Regions from separate parts of the Homo sapiens genome. Here region 2 is linked to region 1. The links are chromatin loops, found by intact Hi-C in ENCODE. Cell type or tissue: Calu3. All regions are shown on one strand. Each heading gives the region's core, and the rest is flanking DNA. Links, peaks and the distances in the headings are about the cores only.

Region 1 (8,000 bases), core at 1-8,000:
GCCTCAAGCAAGCCTCCCACCTTGCCTTTCAAAGTGCAGGGATTACAGGCATGAGTCACCGTGCCTGGCCCTGAGCTCCTTATCTTTAAAATTGTTGTAGGACATCAGGTGGAGCTTTTCAGCACTCTGTGGGACATCAGGTGGAGCTATGGGAGGACAGAATCAAATGGGGAGGAAGAAAAGAAAAATTCCTGGAGAATGCCACCACTTGAAAGTTAGGTGACAGAAGAAAAGCCAGGACGAAGATTGAGCAGGAGCAGTAAGAGATAAAGGAAGCCAAAAGGGTTGATGGGAGAGTTAAAAGCTTGAATGGTCAGCTTAACCTAGGATGAGAATTATTTTTTGAAACAAGGAAAGCTTGAAAGGATAAGAAAATAGGATGTGAGGGTGATCTGGCTGCGATATCTGTCACCCCATTGATTGCCAGGGTTGATTCGGCTGATCTGGCTGGCTAAGCTGGTGTCTTTCTGTCCTCACCACTTCGTGTGTGTCTCTCCCAAAGCTGCATGCTTGGTCGAAGAGGACGACCATCCCCAATAGAGGAGGACTGATCTTCCGTCAAGAGTATACGAGTAGCTGCGCTCCCCTGCTAGAACCTCCAAACAAGCGCTCAAGGACATGAAAATAGATAAGGAAGTAGAATGAAGAATAAAGAGGGAAGTTCATTTTTTGAGGCAACTAAGATGATCTTTTAAGATTTCCAGGGTTGAGATTAGAAAGGAGACTGTGGAGAAGGGTGTTGGGAAAGGGCAGGCAGAAGGAAGCTGAGAAGTAACCACAGGATTGCCTAAATAGCACCTGGGACTTTCTGCACTCCTGCCCCCCTGGAGCATATTTAACTTTTCTATTGCTACAAAAACCATTCCAAACTTAGCAGCATAAAACAGCAACCATTTTATTGTGCTCATGGGTTTGGTGGGTGAGGAATTGAGAGAGGCTACAGGGATCTCTGCTTCAAGTTGCCTGGAGCCACTGCTGGGAAGAATTAAATAGTTGGGGACTGGAATCAGCTGGAGGGTTTTTTACTTACCTGTCTGGTATCTGGGCTGGGAGGACTCAAGGTCTGGGTTCATGGGGGACTCTTGACCCAGGCACCCACATATGGCCTCTTGGTGTGCCTTGGGCTCCTCCCAGTGTGGCCACTGGTTTCCAAGAGGGAGCTTCCCAAGAGAGCAGCTAGAGAGTGAATGTTTCAAAAGATGAAAGCATAAGCTGCATGACCTTTCAGGACCTTACCTTAGAAGTCACATGACATCATTTGCACCATACTTTGTTGGTTGTAGTCCTCACAGTCCCCCACTGAGACTCAAGGGGAGGAAACAAAGACCCTCCACCTCTGTTTGGGGAGTGTCAAGGTCACATTACAGAAAAGTGTGTGGGATAGAAGTCACTGTTGTGACCTTCTTTTAAAAATATAATCTGCTCCGGAGCCCAAGTGGAAAGAGTACTGGGAGGCATCCTTTAGACTGCAGGCTTACTGGTTGGGTGTAACAGAAGCAGATAGAGTTGGTGGAGGGATGACGGCAAAAGTGATTGGATTCCAGGCTGGGTAGAGAAGGGCATGTGAATCCACAGGAAAGGTCATCACTTGGATTGAGGGAGGCTGGAGTGGAGGTTAGGATGAAGATGAAGAATAGGGTAAAAATGTGGGATGTAGAGAGGAAGGACTCCAGTGGAGCCCAGTGCTTGCTTTCACCTGTTACTTGGGGAATCACAGGTTACAGGTTTTGTCTGTAGTTATTTTAAATACACAGATGACATCTTTGTCTTCAACCCAGTAATACAACAGAATTATTTAAGGGACCAAATTGAGTGTGTGTTTAAAAGGGAAGAGGGAAGCGTTGTTCGTTTCTCACCCGACGCTGCCCTAAGTTCACGTCCCACTTTTACATAGATGGAGAAGCAGCTCAGAGTGTACTGTTTCCAGCTCTAGTACTGTGACCTTTAATATACCTTTGGTTGCCATTCCGAGCTGGATCAGTGTGACTCCAGAGCCTGACCACCTTCTGTTATGTCACACTGCCTCCTGGTTCCTGGTTCCCCCAGATGACAAACCACCAAATGAAAAAGAACTTTGATGATTAATTTCCATTCCTCCCCTGGAACCCCTTTGGGGTCATTCCTGAAGAGCTGGGTTTGGTGCCAAGCCAGAATAGGCACAGACACTCCCATGGTAGGGCTCCTTTCTTGTGAGGGAAGCTGAGAGTCTTCCAGATCACAAACTGCAGATGGCAAGGGGAATGTTCCTTTACTCCCTCTCTGCTGTCCCTGCTGGGACAGAGGAGCCTGTCATTGCCTCAGCTGGTCTTGCTGCTGCATGTAAAATCTTTCATTCATCTCTTGTATTACCTACTCTGACCTCAGGCTAGATTGTTTTCATGTTCCTAAAGCCCCAATTGTCTTATCCTTAGCCTCATGATTTATAGAACTCCAGCTTAAGGCAGAACAAAGACTTTGGAACTGAGCAGTTCTGCCTCTTCCCACATGTCCACTGCCTACTAGTGTGATGTGATCTTGGGCAAGTTACTTCACCTCTCTGAGCCATAGCATCCTCACCCATCAAATACAGTAATGTCTGCAGTGAGGGTTGTGCAGATAGCAGGTGTCCCTCCCCTCTTTGTCTGATTCAGTATTGGCAGGGACAGCTTTTGCTTCCTTCCCTGAGAGCAAGGTTCTTTAGATTCGTGTCACCCAACCCATCTTCCTCCTCCTCAGATTACCTCTATAAACCAGCCCCCTCATCCTGTGCACAAGTCTCACATGAAGAAACATTCACTTTCCTTTCCAGGGTTTATCCTCAAGCCTGGAAAATCCCCCTCAAATACTGTAGAATCATCTATACTGAACAGAATTTAGAGTACATTGTCACCCATCTTGCATGCCATATTTGCCACATGACTTTTGGTGTGTGAATGTGTGTGGGGTATTGAGGGGTATTGCCTTATTTTAATGCTAGTTTACATTTGCAGTATATATGAGTAGGTTCTAGAGAAGTATATTTAAGTCCTCTGAATTATGTTGGTGATTTACATACTTCATAAATTCCGAGAGTAAGGAGAGACTCAGAATGCATACTCAATGGCGCAGTCTCCTCTCAAGCATACTTGGCTTTGGTTACACTCTGCTTGAACCCTCCCAAGACACTACCTCATAAGACAGTCCATTCTGCAGCAGCTGTCATTGTTACAGCATTCTTCCTTGGGATGCAACTAAATATTTCTACCCAGAACTTCTCTCCATTGAGTCTAATGACAGATGGCTAAAGATGTCTTTCAGAACCACCACCATCCCCAACTTATTTTGTACAGTTTAAAATTAAAAGCACCCTAACTTCTCTTTTGGAAATGGTGCCAGCATGTCTAGACCCCTTCCAGGTTCATTGTGGTCATAGAGGGAACTTGTTCTGCAGGACTCCACAGATAGCAAGCACTCTGCTACCTTGGAGCCTCTAGTCGCATTCCCAGCCCAGTGGGACCTGCTATTAAGGGACTGATTGTTGAGCTCATTAGCGTTGGCACATACATTTATTTATATTTCTGAGGCAGAGTCTTGCTCTTTCACCCAGGCTGGATTACAGTGGCATGATCATGGCTCACTGTAGCCTCAACCTCCCAGGCTCAAGTGATCCTCGACCTCAGCTTCCCAAGTAGCTGGGGCTGTAGGTGCTCACCACCACGCCCAGCTAATGTTTGTATTTTTTGTAGAGACAAGGTTTCACTCTGTTGCCCACGCTGGTCTCAAACTCCTGGGCTCAAGGAGCCCACTTGCCTCTGCCTCCCAAAGTGCAGAGGGATTACAGGCGTGAGCCACTGCTCCCTGGCCAGCAGATGTATTTATTAATTATTAAAAGATTGCTTTAACTTTGCTGGTAGTCTAGCTGCCTTGTAGGATAGCAGCTGTCACACCCTTCTCTTAGAGTTGCGTGTGTGGTGGTGTGACTCATGCAAGCAGCAAGTCTTCCACGGGGCCCAGCCATGAGCTGGCACCATCAGAAGGCTTTAGAGAAGGCGGGGGTTGGTGAGGCTTGTATAAAGTAGGAAAGGTAGGAGATCAAAGCAAAGCCCGTTCCTGGCTTTTTAGTCTTCGTGTTCATGTGTGCTTTTTTAAAAATAGCTTAGAAAAATTTTCATAGTTTTTATGTAAGGTTTTAGAACATTGGGCAAGATCCCAGTTCTTTTTTGTGGCACTAAAATGATAGAACTGAGGCCTGCTGAAGGTACAGGTTCTGTTTCATTTTGCTCCTTCTCTTAGACCCCTGACCTGGAGCAGCTGGAGCCGTCTTTGGAAGATGTGGAAAGCATGAATGATTTTGATCCCTTGTTTTCAGAGGAAACACCTGGAGTGGAGAAGCCGGTCACCACTGTTCAGGTTTGACTTCTACAGCCCAGAACATGCTTATTCTTTGAAGGTGTTGACCTAAATGGCTGGGCTAGTCTGTTTCTTTAGGACTTAAAACTGTTATGTTTTTTAGAAAATTGGGTACCAATACTTAAAACATCTGAAATCAGGGATTTTTTTCCCCCGGTGATTGATCGATTGGTTCTAGTACCAAGATCTGTGAATCTCTGAGAAACAGTCCACCCGGCAGAAACATTTGGTAAAGTAATTGGGAACTTGAGATCTGAATACTGGCTTGTAATAGTTTCATTTACATTTAAGCCAATGCCAGTACACATAATCCTCTTTGGAATCTATGTTTCTGTCATTACAATGCCAACCAGATAAACTGTCCTGAGTCTGAGACCCACCTGGGAGAGAGCTTCCTTGCCGTGCAGGGATAGGGCACTAAGCAAGGCACTGAGCAGGAGACTTGTCCTCTAGACTCGGCCTTTTACTGCTGCTCTCCACAAAGCCTCTCCCTGCAACTCGGGGACCATTTCATGATGGAAACATGTACATGTTTATAATACACAGGTTGGAAGAAGGTAGGAAATTGAATTAGCAGGTCAAGAGAGTTGGGAGAAGCTATACTGGCATTAACAAGGGACAGAAACTATTGGGATTAAGAAACGCAGTTTGAGGAAACTAGCAACTGGAATGTTTGTCATTTGGCCTAAAAATATCTTTTAAACCTTGGGTTTTTAAAGCCCGTGTTTAACTTGGCAGCATATCATCAGCTATTTGTTGGGACAGAAAGAATTCGAGCTCCAGAGATTATTTTCCAGCCATCTCTCATAGGAGAAGAACAGGCTGGGATTGCAGAGACTCTTCAGTACATTCTGGACAGGTGAGACAGCGAATCTGCTTTTCCTTCTATCTTCCTGAACCATTTCCTTGGATTTTGCATTGAATGGTAGATTTGATGGTCAGGCACTTGAAAATGCATCTCACTCTCTTCTTTTCATTGACTTGCTGTGCTCAGATAGTATTCCCTTCATCTCTTATCACCAGGCCTGGCACGTAACTGGGGCTCTGTAGTTGTTTTCTGAACCTGTAAATGCTGGGTTGACTGAGTAGCTTTAAGAGTGTCTTTTAAGTTTGAACAACCCGATAACATGTACACTGGTTTCCATGTAAACCTTCACATTATTAAAGACTAGTGATTTTAAATCACCCTAAAAATATTGCAGAGCTAATAAAATTTTTTTCCCCTCCTTGCAGGCATTTTACTTATTTAAGAGTTACATTTCCATAAGAATCCAGGTGTTTTACCCATTTATGCGGGCATTTTCCTGCAGTGTGAATTTGATAATTCAAGTTGGGCAAGTAGAGAATGGAATTTTGTAGGACTCTGGCTGCTGTTGGTCATAACGGCAGGGAAACTTGTACCTAGCAAGGAAGAAAAAGCTGTTGCTGCTACTTTGTTTGAGTGGCTTTGAGCTTTGTCTTGACAGTGGTTGGAAAGTGATCAAACATGTCTTAGATAAAGCTGTTATTAAAAAAGATAAAAAGAAAGCACAGGTCGATAGATGGGCCCTCAAAAGGGAGGCATGGCTTTTGGGGATAATGGAAATGTTTTGTGTCTTAATTGTAGTGATGGTTACTGGAATGTATAAATTAGTTAGACTTTATCAAAATGTATGTAAATTTATCCTCAAGTTTATTTTTTAAATGTATTATAAAAGTATAAAAATTCTAATCATGTTAAGGAAATAAGTTGACCATTCAGATTACGGTTTTGTCTGGCTGTTTGGAAACATTGGGCTGGCGTTTTGTAGAGACACAAATGAAAAATGAAAGTTTTGATTTTTTTTTTTTTTAGCTTTTTGTGTAGAAGTTTTTCTGTTTTGTACTGAGAGCTTACATTTCTGCATCCACATTTCGTTCTGATATTTGAGTTAAGGGACTATATTAGGAGTTGTTTCTTTCCTAGGTACCCAAAGGACATTCAGGAAATGCTGGTTCAGAACGTTTTCCTCACTGGCGGCAACACGATGTATCCTGGCATGAAAGCCAGAATGGAGAAGGAACTGTTGGAGATGAGACCCTTCCGGTCTTCTTTTCAGGTACTGATTGTTCGAGTAGTCAATTATTTTGAAAATAGCATTACCTGTTTTCTGATTGCAAAAGTAATAATCATGCAGAAATATCCACTGTTAACATTTTTGTGGCTTTTCTTCTGGTCTTAAGTCCATGCTTAATTTTTAAAGCAAAATGGGAATCATGTTTTATATACTGTTTTGTGGTTTCTTTAAATTGGAAGATGAAGACATGCGTAGAATTCTAAGAGTGTGAAAGAGTGTACATCAAAAATAAGTCATTCTCCTACCCAGTCCGGGCCCCTGTAGACATTGTGGGGCATGGGATACATTGGAGCGTTCCAGACAGAAGGACTAGCATGAGCAAGGGCACAGGGGCCAGAAGCTTGTTGAGGGAGTGAGAAGTGGCTGAGTGTTGCTGGAGCACATGGCTGATAAAGAGGAGAGGAGGTGGGTAACGTAGAGAGGTCAGCAGAGCCCACACTGCAGAGCCTGTGCATCCTGCTAAGAAGCTTGGCCTTGGTCTGCTCTGCTTTGCTGCATGATGTCGTGTACATTCAGGGGGGCGTCTCTGGGCTTTGGTGCTGACTCCATCATCACCATTACTGAATTGTGCTAAGCTTTGGCTGTCTCAGTGGTAGGAAGGGGGTAATCGGTACCTGTTGCTGGGATTCAGTGTACTGGTGCCTGTCAAGCGCCCGACAGTGGGCCTGCATGTAATAAACTCTCAGACATGAGCTGTTGTGTTGAGGGTCCCTAAGACCATTCCAGGCAGGATGATTCTCTGGGAGGATTCACAGGACTCAGCTTGTAATCCTACTTACAGCTGTGACTTACTACAGCAACTCAGCAGAGAGACAAGGTGCCCGGGGTGAAATCTGGGAGCAACCAGGTGTAAGCATCCGAGGCCTCTCCCTGTGGAGTCACACAAGACATAATTTCCCCAGCAGTGCCTTGTAAAAGCACATTAAGTGTTGCCAACCAGGGAAGCTTGTAGGAGACGCAGTGTCTAGGGTTTTTATTTGGGGGCTGATCACATAGGCACCCCCTGCTTGGAGCATACCCAAATTCCAGGCTCACAGAAGGGAAGCACGTGTTTGGCATAAACCACATTATTTGTGTGAATGGGCTTATTGAGCCATTCTTATCAGGTGGTGGTAGGAACCCTCCCAATATCCAAGTTCCCAGATGCCTACCAAGGCCCCACCCTTGTAAGTATGCCTTTCTAAGGTAACAGTAGGGTGGTCCTGTTAACTCTTTTCTGCACAGCTCTTATTTTTAGGCCATAGTGATGAACCATGAAGGAGTCTAAGCAGGGAATGTGATCTGATTTACATTTAGTAAGATATATTTGACACTGTTGTGCAAAATAGAGTATTAAGAGAAATATTGGAAGCAGACCAGTTAGGAGGCAGCTTCCCAGCCTCTAGGAGGAAGTCCTCACTCCACTCACCAGGATTTACAGGGTCTCTTGTGTTCTGACCTTAAGAACTGTCCAGGGTTCTCTCATCATTCCCCCTTCCACCCGCTCGTCAGCCACAGCTAACCACTATTAGTTTTCCAGAGTTTTCCTGCCTCAGG
Region 2 (10,936 bases), core at 2,892-10,891, 110 kb after region 1:
CAACAACCTTTTGGGAGGTCCTTTTATCACCCCATTTTTGCAGTTGTGGAAACAGAAGCACAGAAAAGGTGAAGTAACATGGCCAGTCACACAGCTAGTTAGCAGACCTGGAATTTGAACTCAAGCAGTGGTGGTTTAGAACTGAACCGCCACCGTAAGCTGCCCCCCACTGCAACCAGAGGTCGGACTTCATGTATAACAGAGGGAGTCACAGGACCTCATTCACCCAGAAAGACCACCGGAGTCCCCCACCTCTCACAGAGGGATCTGCCAGGACTTGGGTGCACAGGGTGTAGGGCCTAGGTACCAGCAGAGAGCCAGGCTCTGAGAGGCAGACAAGAAGTGGGTGTTTCTGGGTGACACTGTGGGACTAACATGTCTCTGACCCAGTTTGAGAGTGCCTGGCCCCTCCTGGAGCTGGAGCTGCAGAAATCGATTTGCAGACTGCCGGTTTCCACTTAATTAGCATGGCCTCCTTCTGGCTGGGAAAACACCATTAAATGGGCTGGGTTGGCCTGGAATCATGCCGGTGGCCTCGGCCCTGGTTCTCTGGGGCTATCTGTCTCTTGGGCTCTGTCCCCTTAGCCAGGCTGGAATTCAGAATGGCCCGAGTTTCTGGTTTGGAGTATGAGGCAAATTCTACCCACGTCCAGGCCCAAGTGTTAGATGATCCTGGGGCCCCGGTTGAGGGAACTGGAAGGAGAAATAGAGGCTTCACTCTTCATACTCTGCCTCCTTGGGCCCATTGGTCAGTGTCCTGGCACACAGACCTCTGACTTGCACAGGGCACCTACCCTGTGCCATGTACACTGCTGCATTCTTTTTTTTTCTTTTTTTTTTTTGAGACGGAGTCTCACTCTGTCGCCCAGGCTGGAGTGCAGTGGCGCGATCTCGGCTCACTGCGAGCTCCGCCTCCCAGGTTCACGCCATTCTCCTGCCTCAGCCTTCCGAGTAGCTGGGACTACAGGTGCCCGCCACCACGGCCGGCTAATTTTTTTGTATTTTTAGTAGAAATGGGGTTTCACCGTGTTAGCCAGGATGGTCTCGATCTCCTGACCTTTGTGATCCGCCTGCCTCGGCCTCCTAAAGCACTGGGATTACAGGCGTGAGCCGCCGCGCCCGGCCTGCTGCATTCTTTAGATGCGTCACCTGGTACACCTTCCACTCACGTCCTGCACAGGTGGGCTCCACTTCACAGATGAGGAGACAGAGGTGCCGAGGGGTTGTCACTTACTGAATGTTCCCATGGCAGTAGGTGGCAGGGCCGGATTCCTATCTCCGGGTCTCCTGCTTCTGGTGTAATCCCAGCGGCCCCTGCAGAGCCTGCCTCTGTTTTGAGGGCACCACTCATCACCTTGGCTTTAAAAAGTTGAAAAGTGGCCAGGGGCGATGCCTCACACCTGTAATTCCAGCACTTTGAGAGGCCGAGTTGGGCGGATCATGAGGTCAGGAGTTCGAGACCAGCCTGGCCAACATGGTGAAACCCTGTCTCTACTAAAAATACAAAAATTAGCCAGACATGGTGGCGTGTGCCAGTAATCCCAGCTACTCAGGAGGCTGGGGCAGGAGAATTGCTTGAACCCTGGAAGGAGAGGTTGCAGTAAGGTGAGATCATGCCCCTGCACTCCAGCCTGGGCGACAGAGTGAGACTCTTGTCTCGGAGAAAAAAAAAATTAAAAATAAATAAATAAATAATAAAAATTCGAGAGGTTTGATTTCTGCTTCTGGTTTCAGAGGAAGGAAAATCACTTAGGCAATGGGCCCCTGGGGAACAGAATAGCTCCTAAATCCCGGGTGTGCTGTCCTCTGTGGGCTGAGTGTCTGTGCAGCGGGAAGAAGGGGCACCTCTGGGTTCTACCCCAGACTTGCTGCATGACCTTCAGCAACTGACTTGATTTCTCTGAGTCTCTTTCCCTCATCTGTAGAATGGGGCACAGTAACAGCCTCCTTTGCAATGTGGATGACACAGAATGCCCCGGAAGGTGCGTTGACACATGGTCAGCGTCCCGTAGCAGCTGCCTGTTATCTCGCCAGCACTCTTGTGGCTAGCCCTTCAGAAACGAACCCAAAGAAGGCCTGCTTGCTTTTTCTCACACCATGGATGTCTGGGGTGTGAGGCAAGGCACATCTTTTTCCCATGGAGGGGATACAGCCCGCCATGCAGGAGATGGCCTGGGATGGAGGGTGGGTCTCCTGGGCCTGGAGCTCAGCCTCTGTCTGGTGATGTCAGGAATCTGCACTGTGGAGCAGAGGCACCCTGCAGTGTGCAAAGTACTGGTGTTTTCTTTTAAATTGAGGTAAAACTCACAAAACACAAAATTAACCATTTAAAAGTGTACAATTTAGTGGCATTTAAGTACCTTCACAAAGCTGTACAGTCATCACCTCTGCTTAGTTCCAGAACATTTTCATTGTCCCAAAAGGAAACCCTGGACTCATTAGCAGTCACTCCCCAGTTTCCTCTTCCCCCTAGCCCCTGGCAGCCGCTAATCTACTTTCTGTCTCTATGGATTTATCTGTTCTGGATATTTCATATAATATGTGACTTTTCGTGTCTGGCTTCTTTCACTTGGCGTAATGTTTTTCGGGTTCATCCACGCTGTAGCATGTGTCAGTACATTATTCCTTTTACATCTGGATCATGTTACATTGTGTGGATAGACCCCCTGTCCCCCGCCAACCACACACACCCAGGCTGGAGTCACCCTAAGGTCCACCTCTGCAGTGATGGTTAAAGCGATGTCCCCAAAGGGCACTGTGGTCTTGGCTCCTTGATCTCACCAGCCATTCATGTCCAAACATCAGCCTGGTGCTGATGGGGACGAGGTGGGGAGTGATTCTGGGGGATGGGGATAGTTAAAGATCCACCAGGGACAGATGAGCTTCCTGTGTGGTCCAACTCAGGAGTCACCAGGGTCCATGGTTCAGATGCTGGGATCTGGAGCGAGACCATCTGGGCTCAAATCCTAGCTCTGTTGCCTATTGGGTGAACTTGGGCAAACCATTCAATCTCTCTGTGCCTCAGTTTTTCTTTTGGTTAAATAGAATAATAATACACTACCTACTTAAAAGGGTTGTACCAGAGCTAAATGAAGCCTTGCTTTAGCACAGTGCCTGGCACAGAGGAATATTTCCAAAATATGTTAGTTGTCCAAAATGTGTTAGCATTTCCAAAATGTGTTAGCTGTCAGCTCTTGTGATTCTTTGATTCTTTTTTTTCCCCCCGAGATGGAGTCTTGCTCTGTTGCCCAGGCTGGAGTGCCATGGTGTGAACTTGGCTCACTGCAACCTCCGCCTCCTGGGTTCAAGCAATTCTCCTACCTCAGCCTCCCGAGTAGCTGGGATTACAGGCGCCCGCCACCACGCCCAGCTAATTTTTGTATTTTTAGTAGAGACGGGGTTTCATCATGTTGGCCAGGCTGGCCTCAAACTCCCGACCTCAGGTGATCCGCCCATCTTGGCCTCCCTAAGTGCCAGGATTACAGGTGTGAGCCACCACACCTGGCCGTGATTCTTTGATTCTATCAGTTGGTGTTTCCCCCTAAAATTGCAGTCCTGTGAGTGTGCTGAGGCCGTGCCTGGGCACTATGCACCCTCATAGCATGGGTTGCCTTTTCTTACTGCTCCTCCCCTGGGCTGTTTTCCATCTATTTCAGGGCTTTCTTGTTACTGTGCATCACTGTGAGCTCCACAGAGCAAAGGCTCACTCTGGTTTGCTCAGCACAGTGTACACGCCGGGCACAGTCCCTCTGAACAACTGCATGCCCACACCACTCCTGCGTTTCACCTCAGGACCCCATGGCCCACCCCTGTGAGCTAAGCTCATGCCTTTTTACTTTGAGATAATTATAGATTTACATGCAGTTAAAAAAAATACAGAGAGATCCCTTCTGTTCTACACCCAGTTTACCCAAATGGTAAGTTTTTTTTTTTTTTGGAGACAGGGTCTCACTCTGTCACCCAGGCTGGAGTGCAGTGGCGTGATCTCAGCTCACTGCAATCTCTGTCTCCTGGGTTCAAGTGATTCTTCTGCCTCAGCCTCCTGAGTAGCTGGGATTACAGGCACATGCCACCTCGCCTGGCTAGTTTTTGTTTTTAGTACAGACGGGGTTTCACTATGTTGGTCAGGCTGGTCTTGAACTCCTGGCCTCAAGTGATCCTCCCGCCTCAGCCTCCCAAATGGTAACATTTTGCAAAACTAATATATGTTATCACAACCAGTAAATTGACATTGATACGGTTCACCAATTGGATCCAGATTTTGCCAGTTTTATATGCATTCATTTGTGTATGGATGTGTGTGTTTGGCTCTGTGAAATCTTTGATGGCAGGAGCAGATTTGTGTGACCAGCACTGCAGTCAAGAGGCAGAATTATGAAATACTGGTTACATGATAAAATTATAATATTTTGGACATATGGATTAGGTAAAATATATCATTAAAATATCACCTGTTTTTATTTTTTAAATGTTGTTAACAAAACATTTCAAATCACATATGTGGCCTATGTTATATTTCTCTAGGACACTGCCATCAGTCCAAAAAGTTCCCCTGTGTCCCTTCCCAGTCAATCCCCTACGCTCTTCCAGGCAGCTATTGTTCTGATGGTTTTTTTCCCCACTAAAGGCTATTTTTTTCCTTTTTGTCTTTTTTTTGAGGTGATATGCACATAAAAAATTAGCCATTTTATTTTTTTTTATTTATTTATTTTTGAGACAGTCTTGACGTGTCACCCAGGCTGAATGCGGGTGGCACGATCTTGGCTCACTGCAACCTCCACCTCCTGGGTTCAAGTGATTCTCGTGCCTCAGCCTCCCGAGTAGCTGGAATTACAGGCGTGCACCACCATGCCCAGCTAATTTTTGTATTTTTAGTAGAGATGGAATCTCACCATGTTGGTCAAACTGGTCTCGAACTCCTGACCTCAGGTGATCCACCCACCTCAGCCTCCCAAAGTGTTGGGATTACAGGCGTGAGCCACCGCGCCTGGCCTATTTTTAACTTTTTGGAGAACTGCCAAACTGTTTTCCACAGTAGCTACGCACCATTTTATATCCTCACCAGCAGTGTACAAGGGTTCCAGTTTCTCCACATGCTTATCAACACTTGTTATTGTCTGTTTTTAAAGAAATTATAGTCATTTTAGTGGGTGTGAAGTATATTGTTAGTTTGCTTTTTCTGGAAAGTCATGCAAGTGGAATCACATAGTATGGACCCTGTGTGAGCCTTCATTTGCTCAACTTATATGCGAAGATTTTTTAGATGTGTGGTTTGAGGGCCTGGAAAGTCATGTCCTGGCCTATGGAATATATTAAAGGGGAAGATAGGATTCCTTAAGGCAAAAGTGGCAGTTCATTAACCCCCTCCCCTGCAAATCCCTGCCCCACCCCCATCCCGCTGCCACATAAAGATGGACCTGTCTGCCTGCCTTCACTGCAGAGCAAAAATTTTATTTATTTATTTTTTTTTTTTTTTAAGACACGGTCTCTCTCTGTCGCCCAGGCTGGAACACAGTGACGCGATCCCAGCTCACTGCAACCTCCACCTCCTGGGTTCAAGCAATTCTCCTTCCTCAGCCTCCTGAGTAGCTGGGATTACAGGTGCCCACCAACATGCCTGACTAATTTTTGTATTTTTAGTAGAGATGGGGTCTCACCATGTTGGCCAGGCTGGTCTTGAATTCCTGACCTCAAGTGATTCACCTCAAGTGATCCACCCGCCTTGGCCTCCCAAAGTGCTGGGATTACAGGTGTGAGCAACCACGCCCGGCCTGCAGAGCAAAAATTTATTGAGCACCTGTGGTGTGCCAGGACTCATTTATAAGTAAATAGAAAAGGTCCCTGTCCTTGTAGGGTTTATAAACTATAGGGGGAAACTACAAGTCCACATACACATAACCTACCATTTAAAAGTCTGACTAAATGCTGTGAAGGAGTAAGCAAGGTGCTTTGATAGGGAACAGAGGGACAGTGTGTGTATAGGAAGGCCAGTCAGGTGGGTCCCTCTGAGGAGGTGACACTTAAGAGACCTGAAGGATGAGAACTGAGCCAGCCATGCAGAAGGATGGGGAGGCTGGGCTAGAGGAGAGTGTTCTAGGCAGAACAAAATAGCACAAGCAGGGGCCCTGGGGCAGTGAAAGCCTCTGGTGGTTCAGTGCAAAGTTAGGAAGGTGTGAAACAGTGGGAAGGGAAGGGACAGGGATGCTCCTGCTGGCTGATGGCCCATACTGTAGGGGCCACAACTTTGTCTTAGCTGCAAGCAGGACCGGAGACATGAAGGGCCAGACTCTGGGCCAATTTCCTTGCTGCGTTCTCAGCTCCAAGAGGCAGCTCGGCTGGGATATTGTGGCTCATTCTAGTGTCTTGCAGCCTCTCAAACTGGAGGGCTGGAGGGTTGGGGCGTGGTTAGTGGCAGCTGTGACGGAGACTTATCAGGAAGCAGGCATGTAATTCCTGCAGTGATTCACACCCAGTCCCCAGTTTACTGCAGTCCTGCAGTGATTCACACCTGGGCCCCAGTTTACCGCAGCTGCACCTTTAAACAGGGCTCGGATGCCTGCATCTCCCTGACCCGTGTGTACCCTCATCATCCCAGGACCTCGGAGGTGTGGGTGAGGCAGCACATAGCTCAGCCTGGTGCCCTCCTCTCACTAGAGAGCTTGACCCTAAAGCCGCAAGCTCAAGCCCACGCCCTGGCCAACCTCCTGGAGCTTTGAGAACAAGGTGTCCTGTACACAGAGTCCTGGCCCCAGTACCTGAGCGCACATGAACCCCGTATGCAAGAAGAAAACTGACCCCAGCCCCATGTTACATAAGAACATCTTTGGAATTTGGCTCCTTTTGAAATGAAATGGGAAACCTGCACTCAAACAAGCAGGTATGGGGAATTCAATAGGAGGCAAATGCCCTCAGGGTCACCTCTGGGCCAGTATGCATTCTGAGGATTGGTTTATTCATTCAGCAAACATTGTGGACACCTGCTTTGTGCCAAGCTTCATGGAGGGATACAAGAACAGATGTTCAATCAATGTCTGTGGGAAGAAGGAGAGAGAAGGGGGATGAAAGGGAAGGATTGAGAAGGAGGAGTGTAGGGAGGTAGAGAGTAAGGAAGAGAGGAACGAAGGGAGGGAGGGAGGGAGGGAAGGAAGGAGGGAGGGAAGGAAGGAAGGAGGGAGGCAAAGAAAGGGGAAGGGAGGGAGGGAGGGAAGGAAGGAGGGAGGGAGGGAAAGAAAGGGGAAGGAACAGAGGGAGGGACGGAGGGAAGATAAATGGGCAGAGATACCCTCACAGAGCTCATCGTCATGTGACTGTGGGTGCAGGTGTGCCCATGGTAATGTAACTAAGTATTTACAATCTAGCTCAGCTCTGATCAATGGAAAAATAATGTAAGCCACATATGTAATTTTAAATGTTCTAATAGTTCCAGTAAAGCAGGCAAGGAACAGGTGAAATTAATTTGAATAATTATTTAACTCAACATTATTTCAATATGTATTTAGTATAAAAATATTAATGGGTATGTTACATATCTTTTTCACACTAAATCTTCAAGGTCACCCCTAGCACGTCTCAATCTGGATTATGCACATTTCAAGTGCTCCCCAGCCCTGGACACCGTGGAGGGTGGCAGGCACTCTGACTGAGGTGCACAGAGCCTGCTGAGGGCACTTAAGTCAGAGTCAAGGAAGACTTCACCGGGTGGTGCCTTCAGTCATTTAATCATTTGCTCACTTACTGTTCACCTAATGTTTATTGAATGCCTCCTGCACTGGGTGTGACGGCTGGGCAGAGACTCTGCTTGGAGGAAGGAGGGAAGGGCATTCCAGACTAGGGAAGCAGATTGCAAGCTCTGAGAGGGCAGACTGGCGTCTGTCTGGTTCACTGCTGTAGCCCTGCACCTGGTGCAGAGTTGGTGCCTGGCGAACATTTGCGGAGCGGGAAAGGAGGGAGAGAGGAGTTGGGCATTTCTAGAGCGCAGGAGGCAGAGAAGACTGGTTAGAGAGGAAGCTGGAGACACCATTCTCAAACTTGACAGTGCACTGGAATCACTGGCAGGGTTTGTTAAAGCGTAGATTGTTAGACACCCCCCTCCTGCAGGGTTCCTGATCCAGCAGGGCTGGGGTAGGGCCACCGGATTTGCATTGCCAGCAAATTCCCAGGTGCTGCTGCTGCTGCTGGTCCAGGGATCACTGAGAACCACTGGGCTAGACCACGAACCCTGTGAAGGCAGAGAGGAGCCAGGAGAGGTTTCTGAGAAGGAGAGAGGGGAGCACTTAGGTTTGTGATTTAGAAAACTGTGGGTGTGCGGCACGGTGGCGCATGCCCGTAGTCCCAGCTACTCGGTAGGCTGAAGCAGGAGGATCACTTGGGTCTGGGAGATCTGGGCTGTAGTGCGCTATGCTGATCGGGTGTCGGCACTAAGTTTGGCATTAATATGGTGACCTCCCGGGAGCGGAGGACCATCAGGGTGCCTAAGGAGGGATGAAGTGGCCCAGGTCGGAAACAGAGCAGGTCAAAACTCCCCTGCTGATCAGAAAACTGTGCATGGCTGCTGAGGACAGGGGTTTCCACCTCCGTCCCACCTCTCCTGCCAGGGCAGTGGCACCCTTAGCTCAGGAGGGTGCGTCAGGACCCAGTTCCATCCTCACACGGTGGGGAAGCCTGGGCTGTGCTCCCAGAACAAGAAACAGACCTGGGTGATGAGTGACAAATGTGGACGGTTCTCTGCACTGTGGGTGGAAATAGAAACCCTTAGTCAGCTGTGGGGTTCAGCAAAGAATTTCCCTGGTTAACGGAAACTTGACTGGCTGTGGGTGAGGGGGAGGTTGGGTTCTGAGACGTCTGGGAGGCCTGGGCTCTTCGGTTCTCGTGGTGCCCAGCTCAGCGTGATGCCTTCAGGTTTGAGACCACTTCCTCCTGTTGAGCCTCTTCTCTGGGGGCACTCATTATGTATGCTGCGTAACAAATCACCCCAAAAGGTGTTAAGTGAAAGTAACAACAGATGTCTGTGTTCTCACAGTTTCTGTGAGTCAGGAACCCGGGGTCGCTGGGTGGTTTGGGCTCAGGGTCTCTCAGGAGGCTGTCGTCAATATGTGGGCCAAGGCCTGACTGGGTTAGGGGATCTGATTCTAAGATGGCGCTCACACGCTGTTGGCAGGAGGCCTCACTCCCTCACTGGTGGTCTTTTCACAGGACTGCTAAGTCCACACTATGACAGCTGGCTTTCCCAGAACAGGTGATCCAAGGGGCAAGACAGAAGCTGAAACATCTTTTTTTTGTTTTTTTTTTTTTGAGATGGAGTCTCACTCTGTTGCCCAGGCTGGCGTGATCTCAGCTCACTGCAACCTCTGCCTCCTGGGTTCAACCGATTCTCCTACCTCAGCCTCCCAGGTAGCTGGGATTACAGGCATGTGCCACCACACTCGGCTAATTTTTGTATTTTTAGTAGAGACAGGGTTTCACCATGTTGGCCAGGATGGTCTCAAACTCCTAACCTCAGGTTATCTGCCCGCCTCGGCCTCCCAAAGTTCTGGGATTACAGGCATGAGCCACCGTGCCTGGCCAGCTGAAACATCTTTTATGACCCAGACTCACAAGGCACACTCCATCCTATTGGTGACACATTAGCCCTGTTCACTGGGGGAGGGAACTGGACAAGAAGGTGAATCCTAGGAGGCTGGGGTACTTGGGTGGCATCTTGGAGACTGACCACAATGCCCAAACTGCCCTTTGGCCTTATCTTGTAGTCAGTCCACAGATCTCCAAAGATAACTGTATCTGGTGCTGCTATTTGTTGTCTTGGAGCTTGAAGACTGGGCCCTACATTCCTGAGGGGTGCCTGCTGGAGCCAGGAGGTGGGGTAGGGGAGAGCCAGCTAGTAGCTAAACACTTTACTCATTCCAGACACTATGGTCAGCACTTTATAATCTAATTCTCAGACAACCTTATGAGATTATAGTCCCCATTCTACAGATGGGGAAACTGAGGCTCAGATAGAGGAGATGACACATCTGAGATCAAACCACTGGGAAATGGTGGGGTCTGAATTCTGAACCACTACACGTGTGTCTTCATACCAGGTGCAATGCTTAGGTAGACTGCATATTCCCCAACAGTGTGCTTTGATGGCTTCTCTCCAGGGTGGAAGTGGTTGGAGCAAAGGTCAGACTGGCCCTTTCATCCCTTGGGCTCAGAGCCTGGCACTAGGCTTGCTGGCAGAAGAGGAAACAGGAAGGCTTTGGGCTGCATGCAGATCCCCAACTCTTAAAACCTGGGGTCAAGTTTGGCTCTCTCATACATTCTCATGGTGGAGCAAGCATGGGTCAAGTGTGGGGGTATTGGAGCCTCTTACCAGCTGAGTAGATTGGGGCAAGTTAATTAAACTCACTGTGCCTCAGTATCCCCAACTGTAAAATAGGAGCTCATTAGAGCCTGCCTCACATTTGCCTTGGGCTGTTGTAAGCATTAAATGAGATCATTTCCTACACATGCTAGACTCAGGGCTGGGCAACAGCAAGTGCTCAGTAAACATGAGCTCTTCTTATCGCAGGCTTGTTAGATGCTGATATGCATCTGCTGTCTGTTCCCACATCTGGCTGAGCTGTGAGGATACGAGGGTTGAAGACCATGGCATTTTTGTCTATTGCTGGGAGCATCAGCAAATGATCCATCCTGCAGGTCCGAGAGCTCAGGACATTTTCAGCAAATGGCTCCCAAGTCCCATACATCACTCTACCTACATCCTGTCCTGGTCCTCTCTGAGCCAGGAACAGAGGGTTCCAGAAGCCCTGGAAAACTTGCAGCTTGCTCCCCTCCGGGCCCAGCCAGCTACTCTCTAGCTGTTCCTGTCTGATAAGAGAGTGGATTTTTCCATTTCCTGCAGCAGAAATGCTCCTGTTTCCTCTCTGCCCACCCAGCTGCCCTGGTTTCTGCTGCT

The links. A loop is a pair of places that touch in the nucleus more often than their neighbours do. Peaks named below come from ENCODE experiments on the same cell type or tissue, not always from the same donor. Only the 100,000 strongest peaks of a DNase experiment are listed, where the experiment ranks them.
Region 2: a loop joins it to region 1, with 2.1 times the contacts of the local background. A loop is called at or near these places in 2 of 110 quality-filtered maps.

What each region holds. Positions count from the first base shown.
Region 1 is chr20:38,761,151-38,769,150 of GRCh38, forward strand. It overlaps ACTR5 (actin related protein 5), which reads left to right. Exons shown (of 9, transcript NM_024855.4): 6 at 4,252-4,368; 7 at 5,088-5,227; 8 at 6,314-6,446. It also overlaps the pseudogene RN7SKP173. Among named protein-coding and RNA genes, the nearest start is that of ACTR5, 17 kb to the left of the region's middle. In Calu3, for the core only: no CTCF peak of the experiment used is centred there; a DNase peak (open chromatin) is centred at 3,951.
Region 2 is chr20:38,864,466-38,875,401 of GRCh38, forward strand. All of the region lies in intron 2 of PPP1R16B (protein phosphatase 1 regulatory subunit 16B), which reads left to right. It also overlaps the pseudogene RN7SL116P. Among named protein-coding and RNA genes, the nearest start is that of FAM83D, 56 kb to the right of the region's middle. RefSeq lists enhancers at 2,106-2,205, 6,006-6,576, 6,705-6,764, 6,785-6,874, 8,823-9,142 and 1 more. In Calu3, for the core only: no CTCF peak of the experiment used is centred there; DNase peaks (open chromatin) are centred at 6,426 and 7,756.